Linked DNA regions of Homo sapiens: region 1 is linked to region 2. A link is a loop called in an ENCODE intact Hi-C map of the cell type or tissue named here. Cell type or tissue: HepG2. All regions are shown on one strand. Links, peaks and the distances in the headings refer to the core of each region. The heading gives the core; the rest is flanking DNA.

Region 1 (6,453 bases), core at 610-5,609, 230 kb after region 2:
CTGAGATAGGTGTCATCTCTATCGGCTGAAACAATTTACTCCAAAGAACATGAGGCATAATGATTTAGAAGAGGATGAGGCAGAATCTGCTAACTCACAGCTGGCTCTCAGGCTGGAAACAGCCCCATGGTAAAGCTCAATACAGTCCAAGGATATACAGTGGCAGTAGTTACCTTTCTAAGGAACATAATCCAGATGGTATTCATTTCCAGATCCAAGTAACAGAAAATCCTGACTTAGTGGGGCCAGACCACAAAGAACATGTACTATCTCAGATTGCAAGAAGCAGACCAGCTTCAAGTGGGTAAAGTCCGGGGCTCAACATCATTATCAATGAGCCAGGTTATTTTCTTCTTTCAGCTCTGCCATTCCCTGGGATGTGCCCAGCTGGTTACTCTGAGTTTAAAAATGTCTGTCACATGGGCGCCTGTAGTCCCAGCTACTCGGGAGGCTGAGGCAGGAGAATGGCGTGAACCCAGGAGGCTAGAGCTTGCAGTGAGCTGAGATCGCGCCACTGCACTCCAGCCTGGGCAACAGAGCGAGATTCTGTCTCAAAAAAAAAAAAAGTCTGTCACAGACGCAGACATTACTGGATGACGCATGTAGTCGAAGAAGAGGGGGTAAGTTTTTCCTGTAACTCATTTTTATCAGCAAAGAAACCATCTCAGGAGCTTCCCAGGTGAGCTCTCCTCAGATCCCACTGGCTGGAACTATGTCACATTTCCATTCCTAAACCAATCAGCAACAAGCAAATGAAACTATTAAAATTGGCTTAGACGTGTCAGGATTTATCCCTAGACCAGAAGATAGAGGGAATCTTCCATGAGATTTATGGGAGAGGGAGGTGGCAATCAGGAAGAAGAAGCTGTAGGAATCTGGCAATTAGATAAGCAAAATTGTCTGCTACAGAGATAAAATATTTGTGCTTTCAAAAGTGTCATTTAATGAATCTAATTAAGATTTTATGGGTCTAACACACGTACGTGTATGTTCATCACAGTGCTTTTCACAATAGCAAAGACATGGAATCAACCTAGGTGCCCATAAAAGGTAGATTGGATAATGAAAATGTAGTACATATACACCATGGACTACCATGCAGCCATAAAAAAGAATGAAATCGGTCAAGAGCTCTAGACCATCCTGGCCAATATGGTGAAACCCCGTCTCTACTAAAAATACAAAAATTAGCTGGGCGTAGTGGCATGCATCTGTAGTCCCAGCTACTTCAGAGGCTTGAAGAATCGCTTGAACCCGGGAGGCGGAGCTTGCAGTGAGCGGAGATCGCGCCACTGCACTCCAGCCTGGCGACAGAGCAAGACTCCGTCTCAAAAAAAAAAAGAATGAAATCATGTCCTTCACAACAACACGGATGCACCTGGAGGTTATTATCCTAAGCAAACTAATGCAAAAATTGAAAACCTAATATTGCATGTTCTCACTTGAGTGGTAGATAAATCTTGGGTTCACATGGACATAAAGATGGGAACAATAGACACTGGGGACTCCAAAAGGAGCGACAGAGAGAGAGACAAGGGCTGTAAAACTTCCTATTGAGTTCTATGTTCACTATCTGGGTGACGGGATCAATAGAAGCCCAACCTCAGCACCACACCAATATGCCCTCATAACAAACCTGCACATCTACTTCCTGACATCTAAAATGAAAACGGGGGTGAAAATTTCCTTTCTCGACACTTTCATAAGAAAACACCAAGTTAATCAAATTTCCCACCCTCTTGATATAACTAAATGTTCCCTGTGGATTCCAGTCCACTTTAATCTAAAAGGATATTAAAGAGGTAAGCACATTTTCTGCAATCTTACAAAGCCATTTAGCAATAAAAATTTGTGCTGAAGTGGGAAACTCATATAAAAGAGTTCATTTTTGATATGAAAAAGAATAATTTCATTACTTGCATAGAGAATATGATTTTCAAATTCTTGAAATTATAGTATAAAACATAAACCCTAAGGGGCCAAACATTATATTCCTGATAGACAATTACAGCATTAAACTTCCATCCATATGATAACATTTATATCTTTGGTGACAATCCATTTTCTTTTCCAATTAATCTGTATTCCCCTATCACACATATAAAAAAAGATGCTGTTGGTCTAAGACTTCAAAAATTGACATTTCGTCTTCAATAAAAACCCAGAGGAAGGCAGCTAAAAAAGTTCTACAGTATTAAACTTTTCCAGTGGATAAAATGCTCAACAATGGATGTTGCTTCCATTTATAAGTCACACCTACTCCAGTAGCTCTCAAATATTGTTGCCTTTGAGCCACAGTAAATAAATATATATCTCACAACCCTACACATACACATACACGTCAAACCTTCAAGGAAACAACATTGGCCCGTACTACTTTTGAATCATACTTCTGTGTTCTATCCTATACTGTTTCACTTTTTTTACCTGCTCATCCCAACCTAGTAAATTGATTTCAGGATCCAATAACGGGATACAACCCTCTGTTTAAAAAACATCACTTATTCAAGCCTCTGGAAAATCTCACTATTCTTTTTTATAATATAAACAACATGACATGGCATTATTTATGAAATGCAATCACAATACTATTTCATTTAATCCCGTGGGAATCATTATTAACTTCATTTTATAGCTGAGAAAACAGACAGTATAAGTGATTTGTCAGGACCACACAGCCAGTGAGTGCTGGAGGTTAGAACAGCGGGATGTGGCAGACCTCAAAAGTCAGAGTCCTGATTTGAAATAGATGTTTTAAAAGAAAAAAAAATAGATACGATATTTACTGCAGTAAAGTCTTTAGGTTTCTTCAATTGGCAGCTGTAAAAATAAAAGCATAATTCTCACACTGGTCTAATTAAAAACGGCCAAGTACAATTGTTCATGGCTAATTACCTCTGTCAGACCAAATGGAGAGTCATACAATTCATGAGACAGTCCATTAGACCTAATTAAGGGAAATTATTTCGAGACGACTCTGAGGCAATATTAGAGGATGTTTTATGCTAAGATTTCTAAAATGTTTTGTAGCAAATACAGCTTATGAACCAAAGGAGAAACCACAAAACTGCAACTCTGATCTAGAGCGATTCAAACACTCAGTCTGCCCCATCCTCTCTTCTCCCCTAACTCCAGGGAGGGGTTGGCCCTAAAGATTTTCTGTCAGTCATCGAAGTGTCTTTTCTGTATGACATTAAAGTTATTATTTGTACTATTAAATAGTAAGCAGGAAAATTCCTTTGAGCTCCACGTGTAACATTTACTCTTCTAGACAAAGGGCAAAACCACCTAAAGAATTGTCAGCCCGAAGACACAAAGATGAACAATGAACTCTCTGCTTCTCAGTTTAGACAACAGAGGCACTGCAGGCCAAATTCACATCATGACACATGACACACAAACGTTCTCTTCAATCTCCTTTAAAAGAAAATAGAGCAGAGGCTTTCTTGCATCTCCCTTTGACTGGCGGGGAGACATTCAATAACGCCTTGCTCCATCCCTGTACTACCCAGCTTTCGAAGTGTCACAGGTGAGAAAGTTAACCAGTGAAGGACAACCGAGCAGCTGTGGGAAACAGAGAGGAGAGGAAGCAGGGGCCGGGGATAAACAATTGCAGGGTCACTGGAACGTTGTCCTCCATCCACTCTGACAGATGAAAGGCTGACAGGCCCACTATTTGTGGTACAGAGGTCACAATGCCCCATGATTAACTGTGCCGAAAGCGTACTTAAATCCGAGATGTCCTGCACAAATAGGAAAGCATTGTCCTCACTCACCTCAGTGGAGGCTGTCAGATGCCCAAACTATTCTGGCTTCCTTGTCTCAGTAATACTTTTCAAAAACCCATGAAACTCAAAGGGATCTGAATCCACAAGATCATATTTTTCAGAACCAAATACCAGAACTTGAAGTCCATCAAAGGTGTGTTGTTGTTTTATTTTTTATTTGCATGAAAAGTTGTGTATGACTACGTAACCAAGTTGCATTGGTATAGATTCTAAAAATCACTTATATTAAATAGAATAAAATCACATGAGGTAGATGCTGCCCTAGAAAACCCAGGGTATGCAGCCTTCAGGAAATCAAAATAGTAAAAGTATTGCAGATTTGCCTCTGTGAAGTTTGGTAGAGACCATTTCTACTCCCCACAACAGTAGAACATTCAAAACAGGATCATATACATTGAAAAAAAAGGAACCTTCATTTAGACATTTCCCTGACTCCCCCATTAAAACACAGACTCTATGGAGACAAATAAAATGTCGATTTCTCTGATAACTTTCTCACAAGATTTATAGTGCTTTATATATGCTATAGACAATACTAATATGTGTTTATTTGATGCATTGTTTGAGACTGTGGTAGAATCTTTACCAGAGAAAGAACAAATTTTTACAAGTTTGAGTTTATATTTGGGTTACAAATCTAGAAAATTTACTCTGTGGGAAGGGAAATATATTCACCCATCATTCTGTGAGCTGTCCTTGTCAGCATGTCAATATAATCAGCTCCCCTGGCTCATCTAGAAAAGTCAGTAAGTCTGGGATCACAAAGAACAAGAATCCCAAGAGGGACTCAGGTACCCCACTGGAAATTAGAGAGTACATAAAGAAATAATCAATTAGACAGTGAAGCTGTGAAGCAGAAAGGACACTCTATACTCCCAGTCCGTGGCGTCCTGTGAGACCAGTAAAACCACAAGAGCCCGGCCGGGCGCGGTGGCTCACGCCTGTAATCCCAGCACTTTGGGAGGCCGAGGCGGGCGGATCACGAGGTCAGGAGATAGAGACCATCCTGGCTAACAATGTGAAACCCCGTCTCTACTGAAAATACAAAAAATTAGTCGGGCGTGGTGGTGGCCGCCTGTAGTCCCAGCTACTCGGGAGGCTGAGGCAGGAGAATGGCGTGAACCCCGGAGGTGGGGCTTGCAGTGAGCCGAAATCACGCCACTGCACTCCAGCCTGGGCGACAGAGCGAGACTCTGTCTCAAAAAAAAAAAAAAAAACAAAAAAAAAAACCCACACACTCAAGAGCCTAAGATGGAACCTCTCCCTCAGGTAGCCATGCCAAGTAGGCTAACTTAGGGATAGATAACTACCAGAACTCCACTCCTGTGGGTGCCCAGAGCCATGGGAGCTCTATCTACTTCATGAACTCCTTTGGGTAAGCCTGCCCACAGAATGACCTTGCACCAGTAAAGGCAGTTTGGGGAGTACCAACCCTAGAGATGCTAGTACCTAGAAAGGGTATAGTATCCAAGGGAGATCCTGGTTCCTGTGATCTTAGGAACATGCAAGAGTTTTGTGTCCTGGGACTAAGAGGGCTAAGAAATCAGAGTCTCTCATAAACTTTCTAACACTCAGAAGTGTCGATACTATTGACAAACATGCACTACAGTCCAGGTAACGTTACAATCATTGTGTTACTATTAATGCATTTAGTCATCACAACTACTCTCTGAGGACAGTAATCATTATTATGTCCATTTTACAGATGAGGACACCGAAGTTTCTCAAGAGTAAATAAATTACTCAAGTTCACAAAACTATGGTAGAACCAGAGGCCCAACCCAGGAAGTCTGTCCACAGACCTGAGGCTCTTAATCATGACTTTCTACATCTACATGTGCAGTATACATGTGTACATGTGTGTGTCTGTGTGTGTGTGTTACGATGATATTCAATCCACACATTGTCATAGAAACTGAATTGTCCTAAGGCATATACTTTTAGCAGCAGTACCTAACATTCACAAAAAGAATGGTAAGCATGATAAAAAAGAAAAAATAACAGGTCAAAGAATTGCCAAACCTACAGTGCAGATTAAAGAAATTCCCCTACAGATTCAGTGGGTCTCCAGAGGATTTGGTCTATCCAATAAACAAAATGCTTTCCCCCAGAGGAGTCATTCACATTAATAACCGTGAGCATGGAGTAGAATTTTACTTGGCTGGACTTTGTCTATTGAATACTTCACTTAATGCTGTGGATCAGACCAAGGAACAAAAATGAATTTCAGCTTTGTTGAAATCAGATCCCCAATTTCCTTGGTTGTCAATGTGATTAATAGGAGACCCAAATCACCTTAATAGAGAAGCAACACTCTCTACCCTCATCCTGATGCTGAGTGAGGAGGGGGCATCACTGAAGTAGGTAAGGATGGAGCAGATGTCTGGGTACCGGCAGTGTCTTTCCCTTTTGTGTACCACTGTGCCCTGCTTCAAAGCCATAAACAAACTGAGCAGAAAGGCTCAAGATAAATGACCTGATACCATTTAATGCCTTCAGGGAGATGGATGCCTAAATCCATGAGATCCATAATTTTTGGCTACATCTTTTGCATTTCCAGGGACAAAGCTTCCATGTTGTCCTTGGGTACCCCCATCTAAGCGTTTTACAACACCAATAGTAAAACAATTCTACTTTCTGCCCAAGCGTAACATTTAGTTTAAAT
Region 2 (6,453 bases), core at 601-5,600:
AAATAGTAAAGATGACATTAAGCCTCTCAAATATTTTCATTTCCTCCCAATTAAAACAGGCAAAAAAAATCTAGTACCAAGAGACCCAAGTTCTGGGCTCCATGATCTACTAGGGCATTGTGGCATCAAGACCCACAAAGTGGACATTTCTGGCCATTATTTCTCTTCTGCTCCAGCAAAAGCCTGTCAACCTCTCTGAACCTCATTTTCTGGATCCTTTCCCAAAAAGAAGGAAGTTGCATGCTTTCTATTTCTAAGAATCTATGCTTCATCTTGATTATTTTCTTTCATAAATCTGAGCTTGGCCAGAAATTAGAAGCCACCTGAACTTTGTAAATAAGGAATTTCCAAGAACACTAACAAGGGAATAACTGTAGGAGAATTTTGGTCCCCAAATCAGGGATGGTCCTTTTTCCACATAAGTTTCAAAAAGTAATAAATAATTCCTATTATAATTAAATGGGTGAAAAGTTTAGAACTCTAAGAGACAAGCATCCAAAAGTAGGGTTTTCCTAGAAAGTCTCTTTATATTTTATGTAAGATGACATTAAGTCATCACCTGCATTGCTTTCTTGGCTTTTGATGATAAAGGAGCTCTCCTCTGTTGTTGTTAAACTTCCAGGCAAGTTTTCGGGCTATCTTCATCCTAGAAGGGCCAATAGACAGAAGATTGCCATTTTCAAGCATTGAACACACAATTGGATCCTTCCTTGACGTCAACTTACCTCCCATTTTATATCTCGGATGATTTCCAGTGGTGACAAAAACATGTATATTTCCTTTCCCACTTAGGGAACTATGAGGTGTGCTTTGACTAGCCAATAGAGATATTACAAAATAGCAAACCCATAAAACTTCTAGAGACTTCACGAATCCTGTAAGAACAGCCTCATTCTCTTCGAATCCTTGGTTATAATTCACATAGATTATCTTGTGGGAATAGAACAAAGTAAGCCTTGCTGTGCCATGCTCTTCTTGTGAAGAGTTCTCTGACTCCTATATTTCAGATGAAGGAATCATTGTAACATGACAATGGTCAGGGAGTGCCCTGCTCCCATGCCCAGAATTGACCTACCATCCTCAAACCAATAAGCTCAAGCCCAGATGATTACCACCTACATGGAAGGTAACTTTTTTTTCAGAAAATAGAAATTTGTTAATATTTTTATAATTGAGATGAAATTCACATAACAAAAATCAACCATTATAAACTGAACAATTCAGACCGATTTATTACATTCACGTGTTGTATAATCATGACCTCTATATAGTTGCAAAACATCTTCGTTACCTCGAAATACAACCCTGGACCCATTGTGCAGTTCCTCCATTCTCCCCTCTCTCCAGTCCCTGGCAAATGTTTGTTTTCAGTCTCTATAGATGTACCTATTCTGGATATTTTATATAAATAAAATCATGTAACATGTGACCTTTTCATTCTAGAAAGATAGCCTTTTAATCATTCCCAAGTTTACTTTAGGAAGGTGTCACGTTTGTGTAAGGAAATACATAATCATATGAATTAACTTATCTAAACAAGAATTTATTGAGACCTAGCATTTGCAAAACATCTAGTGTTTTAGGAGCACAAAAAAGACCTATTAATTATCCTTGTACTCAAAGAAGCTACAGTTTAGAAAGTGGGTAGCAGAGAAAAAAGATCGAGAGCCAAATCCAAGAGGCCACTATTTTTTAGCAATCAAAAGAAGCCTGGCTTATAAGGGAAGCTTGGAGCTTTGAGGTCCTCCATAACTCACATCAATACTAGTTAGGATTCGTGGTTGCAAGTTCCAGAAATATAACTGAATTAGTTTAAAACAAAAAGGGGAAATACCAGGTGTGGTGGCTTATGCCTGTATTCCCAGCACTTTGGGAGGCTGAGGCGGGTGGATCACCTGAGGTCGGGAGTTTGAGATCAGCTTGACCAACATGCACAAAGCCTGTCTCTGTTAAAAATACAAAATTAGCCAGGCATGGTGACACATGCCTGTAATCTCAGCTACTTGCGAGGCTGAGGCAGGAGAATCGCTTGAACCCAGGAGTCAGAGGTTGCAGTGAGCCAAGATCATGTCATTGCACTCCAGCCTGGGCAACAAGAGCAAAACTCCATCTCAAAAAAAAAAAAAAATGTGGGAAGGAATATATTATGGAAAAGCAGGGGTGGCTCACAATGCGTGGTAGTAGAAACGGAGCCCAAACTCAAAGGAGAAGCTTAGGAATTTCCCTTTCTCATCTTGATTGCTATCTTAGTCCATTCAGGCTGCTATGACAAAATACCACAGACTGGGTGGCTTATAAACAACAGTAATTTATTTCTCACAGTTCTGGAGGTTAAGAATCCCAGGTCAAGGCATTGCAGATTTGATGTCTGGTGAGCACTCCCTTTTTCATAGATAGCTGTAATTTCACATGGGGTAAGGGACAAGGGGTTTCTCTGGGGTCCCTTTTATAAGGGCACTTATCCCATTAGGGAGGGCTCCACTGTAATGACATAATCATATCCCAGAGGCCCCACCTTCAAATAACATCATCTTGAGGTTACGATTTTAACATATGAATTTTAGGAGGACATAAACATTCAGTCCATTGCAGCTCCTCTATATATTTAAACGTCAATTCATTCTTTGCTCTCTGTTCACGTGGTGGACAAAAGACAGTGATCCCACAGTTTCCAAGTTTATATCTCCTTTCTTCAAAAGAGGCACTATTACATGAGGCTAAGAACAGGCTCCAGAGTCAGACAGAGGTGAGTTTAAATCCTAATTCTACCATCTACAGGCTGTGTGACACTGGGAAAGTCATTTAACCTCTTGGGCCTCAGTTTCCTCTTCAATAATAATACTGATTTCATAAGGTTCTTAAAAATTTAGTTGGAAAACACATATAAAGATCAATGTTCACCACATAAATCTTCAACAAATATTAATTATTTAATATTATGATTAAAGAGGCCATCCCTAAATGAGTGAGTCTTGATAACAAATCCAGATTTCAAAAAAGAGACTCTGATTGATCCAACTTGGGCCAAGTGCTTCCCTCTCCTCTATCAGTAACAGCCAGAGGGTAGAGTCACAGCTGAGAAAGATGGCTAGCACAGACATTCCTGTGGTAGAGACTCAGGAGCCTGTCTGCAACTGAACCCAGGAGAGAAGATACCAGAATCAGAGAGAAGAGGTGCGGAGTGAAAGTCAGGCCCCTAACCTGCTGAGGGGACAGCTGCCCGTGGATCCCAGGCCACAGAAGAAAAAACTTATTTGCGGCTTTTGGGCCTTAGCTAAAGAGACTCTCTCAGTTGATCTTTGGAACTTGTGCTACTGATTTTTAATTTAGTCAATATTGACTAGTTAACCTCCTGGACTTTGAAATCATTGTTTACTCTCTTTTCTATCACTTTAGCTTGTTTGGATTATTCTTTTATTCTCTCTGACCTTTAGTTTCAGATTTTCCTTTATCTTAGTTGTTCTTACCTCATGGTTTGCTTGCTGCCTTCTGCTTTTTTTTTTTTTTTTTTTTTTTTTTTTGGTGGCAGGGAGGGGTTGGGTTCATTTATGTAACCTAGTTTCTTGTATCATTTTATCTTTATTTAACTGTTCTTTTTTATTGTTTTATTGCTACTTTTAAACCTTTTTATTATCTACAATTTTTAGTTTTCTGAAATTCTACCAGTGAAAAGTGAAGAGGAAGGAGTTCAGCTGACAGGATGACCCCTTTGACCCCAAAAGACGGATCGGGGCTCATTTCCATTTCAACCATCCTGTAGGGGCCCCCAGACCCTGATGCTGATCTACAGAAATCTCACAGAAACTCTGCATAATTTAGTTTAGAAAGGTGTTTACAGATCCCCTCGGTTAAGGATTACACATCAGGCTGCTTCTCACCATACTTTGTTTCTGCTTTTCTAGGATAAAGTGCCTCCCTTCAGCAGATTGAGTAGGCGGTGAGTCCTATTCTGGAGAAAAAAGGTTTGTAGCTCTGCCAAAGAATCAGTGAAACAGGATGCAGCATTCCAGATGAAAGAGGCCTTCTCATCACTGTGGAGCTGCAGAGCTCAGCCCTAGGACCTTCTCTTCTCTGTCTTCATTCAGTTATTGATTTCTTAGGTACTATCCACATACTGATGACTCCCAAATCTATATTTTCAGAACACAACCTCTCTCCTGAACTCTATAGTGCTAACCTCCCACTTGACATCTCAATTTCAATGTTCAATAGGCATCTCAAACTTAGCATATCCAAAACTAAATTACTGATCTTTCCCCCTGCTGAACCAGCTCCTCCCAAAGTCTTTCCCATCTCAGATAATAGTAACATCATCTTTCTCTTACAGCCCATATCCAATCAGTCAACAAATTCTATTGGTTCTACTTCAAACCTTGATCACCTCTAACCTGGAATAGTGCAGTAGCTTACTTACTGGTCTCTCTGCTTATATCCCTGCCTCCTACAGTCTACTTATTATACAACAGCTGCAGTGATCCTTTAGAAATATTTATCAGACTGTATTATTCTGCTGAGAACTTTCAATGGTTCCTCATCAGCTGGTTTCCTCGTTCCTCCAACACAATCACGCTCCCTCTATAAAGCCTTTGTATTTGTTCTTCTCTCTTTCTGGAACGCTCTTCTATCAGATATTCACATAGCTTAATCTCTCACTTCTTCAGGTTCATGCTCAAATACCAGTTCATCATCCTGTACAAAATATTAATAGTACCCACTTCATCATTTTATCCCCTTCCTCACTTTATTTTTCTTTATAGTACTTATCACTATCTGCCATACTTGCTTATTATCAGTCTCCCCTAACTAAAATATTAGGTTGGTGCAAAGTAATTGCAGTTTTTCCCACTACTTTCCATGGCAAGAACCACAGTTACCTCTGCACCAACCTAATACAAGCTCCAATAGAAGAAAAGTTACTTTTTTCAATTTTTTTCTTGCTGTATCTCTAATGTCTGTGTCTGTAATGGCATTAGAAAATACTCAATAATTGTTTGAATACACTAAATAATTAAATAAGTGATTTTAATCCTGGTATTATAGTTCAAGCAGCATTTTTTTTTTTTTTTTTTGAGATGGAGTTTCACTCTTGTTGCCCAGGCTGGAGTGCAATGGCACAATCTTGGCTCAATGCAACCTCCGCCTCTTGGGTTCAAGTGATTCTCCCCACTCAGCCTCCTAAGTAGCTGGGACTACAGGCATGCGCCACCATACCTGGCTAATTTTTGTATTTTTAGTAGAGACGGGATTTCGCCATGTTGGTCAGGCTGGTCTTGAACTCCTGACCTCAGGTGATCCACCCACCTTGGCCTCCCAAAGGGCGGAGATTACAAGTGTGAGCCACCATGCCCGGACCTCAAGCAGCATTTTCAAACAGTTTATATAAAAAGAGGGTGCTAAGATGCGGGGAAAAGAAAATTTAAAAAGAAGGTGACAACTGCATCAATCCTTGAATGAACTACCATTGTATGCAGGCACTGTGCCAGATGTCTCTTGTGGGTTATTTCTTTTAATCTTAAATGTTATAAGATAATTGACAATATTGGTTCAGATCTAGTAGATTCTTTGAAACTTATCACTCATTATCTATTATCTTTTCACTCAAGCTGTAGTATTATTCATTGTCAAGAGACATAGACTTTAGAAAATAAACTTGCTGACCAGGAGGGGTGGCTCATGCCTGTAATCCCAACACTTTAGGAGGCTAAGGTGGGTGGATCATTTGAGGTCAGGAGTGTGAGACCAGCCTGGCCAACAAGGTGAAACCCCGTCTCTACTGAAAATACAAAAAAATTAGCCGGGCGTGGTGGCGCATGCTATAATCCCAGCTACTCAGGAGGCTGAGGCACGAGAATTCCTTAAACCCAGGAGGTGGAGGTTGCAGTGAGCCGAGATCCTGCCACTACACTCCAGCCTTGGTGACAGAGTGAGACTCTGTCTCAAAAAAAAAAAAAAAAAGAAAGAAAGAAAGAAAGAAATGTGCTAATCTTAATGTTGTATGCTTTTCCTCCTGCTATAAGGAAAGCAATTATGGCAGGTAAAGGCAAGCTGACCATATTTATCCTAAAGAATTCAAAATAAAATCTAATTCATGAAAAAGGGTACAAAGTATTATGGATAATACAATCAAAGGAGAAATTAACCTCAACATGTACAATCAAGGAAGATCTTACTAGAAGCTAGCACTTGATCTAAGCCTCAAATAATTGACATGCTTTGTAAACTCAGAAGTTTGATACAAGGCAAGTTACAGTGTAAGGAAAGACAAAGAACTCTTAAAAAGCATGGTATGCAAGAAACCTTGTAAGGCAGTCCCCACTGATCTCCACCTCCTCACATTTACGTAGTTGTGTAATATTCTCCACTTGAATATGAGTAGGACCTATGACTTACTCCTAGCCAACAGAATATGGCAAAGGTAGGTGGGATGTCGCTTCCATAATTAGGTTACATGAT

What was found. A loop is a pair of places that touch in the nucleus more often than their neighbours do. Peaks named below come from ENCODE experiments on the same cell type or tissue, not always from the same donor. Only the 100,000 strongest peaks of a DNase experiment are listed, where the experiment ranks them.
Region 1: a loop joins it to region 2, with 13 times the contacts of the local background. A loop is called at or near these places in 1 of 110 quality-filtered maps.

What each region holds. Positions count from the first base shown.
Region 1 is chr12:75,897,510-75,903,962 of GRCh38, forward strand. No RefSeq gene overlaps it. Among named protein-coding and RNA genes, the nearest start is that of PHLDA1-AS1, 130 kb to the right of the region's middle. In HepG2, for the core only: no CTCF peak of the experiment used is centred there; a DNase peak (open chromatin) is centred at 3,652; H3K4me3 peaks cover 441 bases.
Region 2 is chr12:75,663,161-75,669,613 of GRCh38, forward strand. LOC105369844 (a long non-coding RNA gene) reads right to left here. Exons shown (of 16, transcript XR_007063375.1): 7 at 560-646. Among named protein-coding and RNA genes, the nearest start is that of KRR1, 150 kb to the left of the region's middle. In HepG2, for the core only: no CTCF peak of the experiment used is centred there; DNase peaks (open chromatin) are centred at 3,331 and 3,891; H3K4me3 peaks cover 653 bases.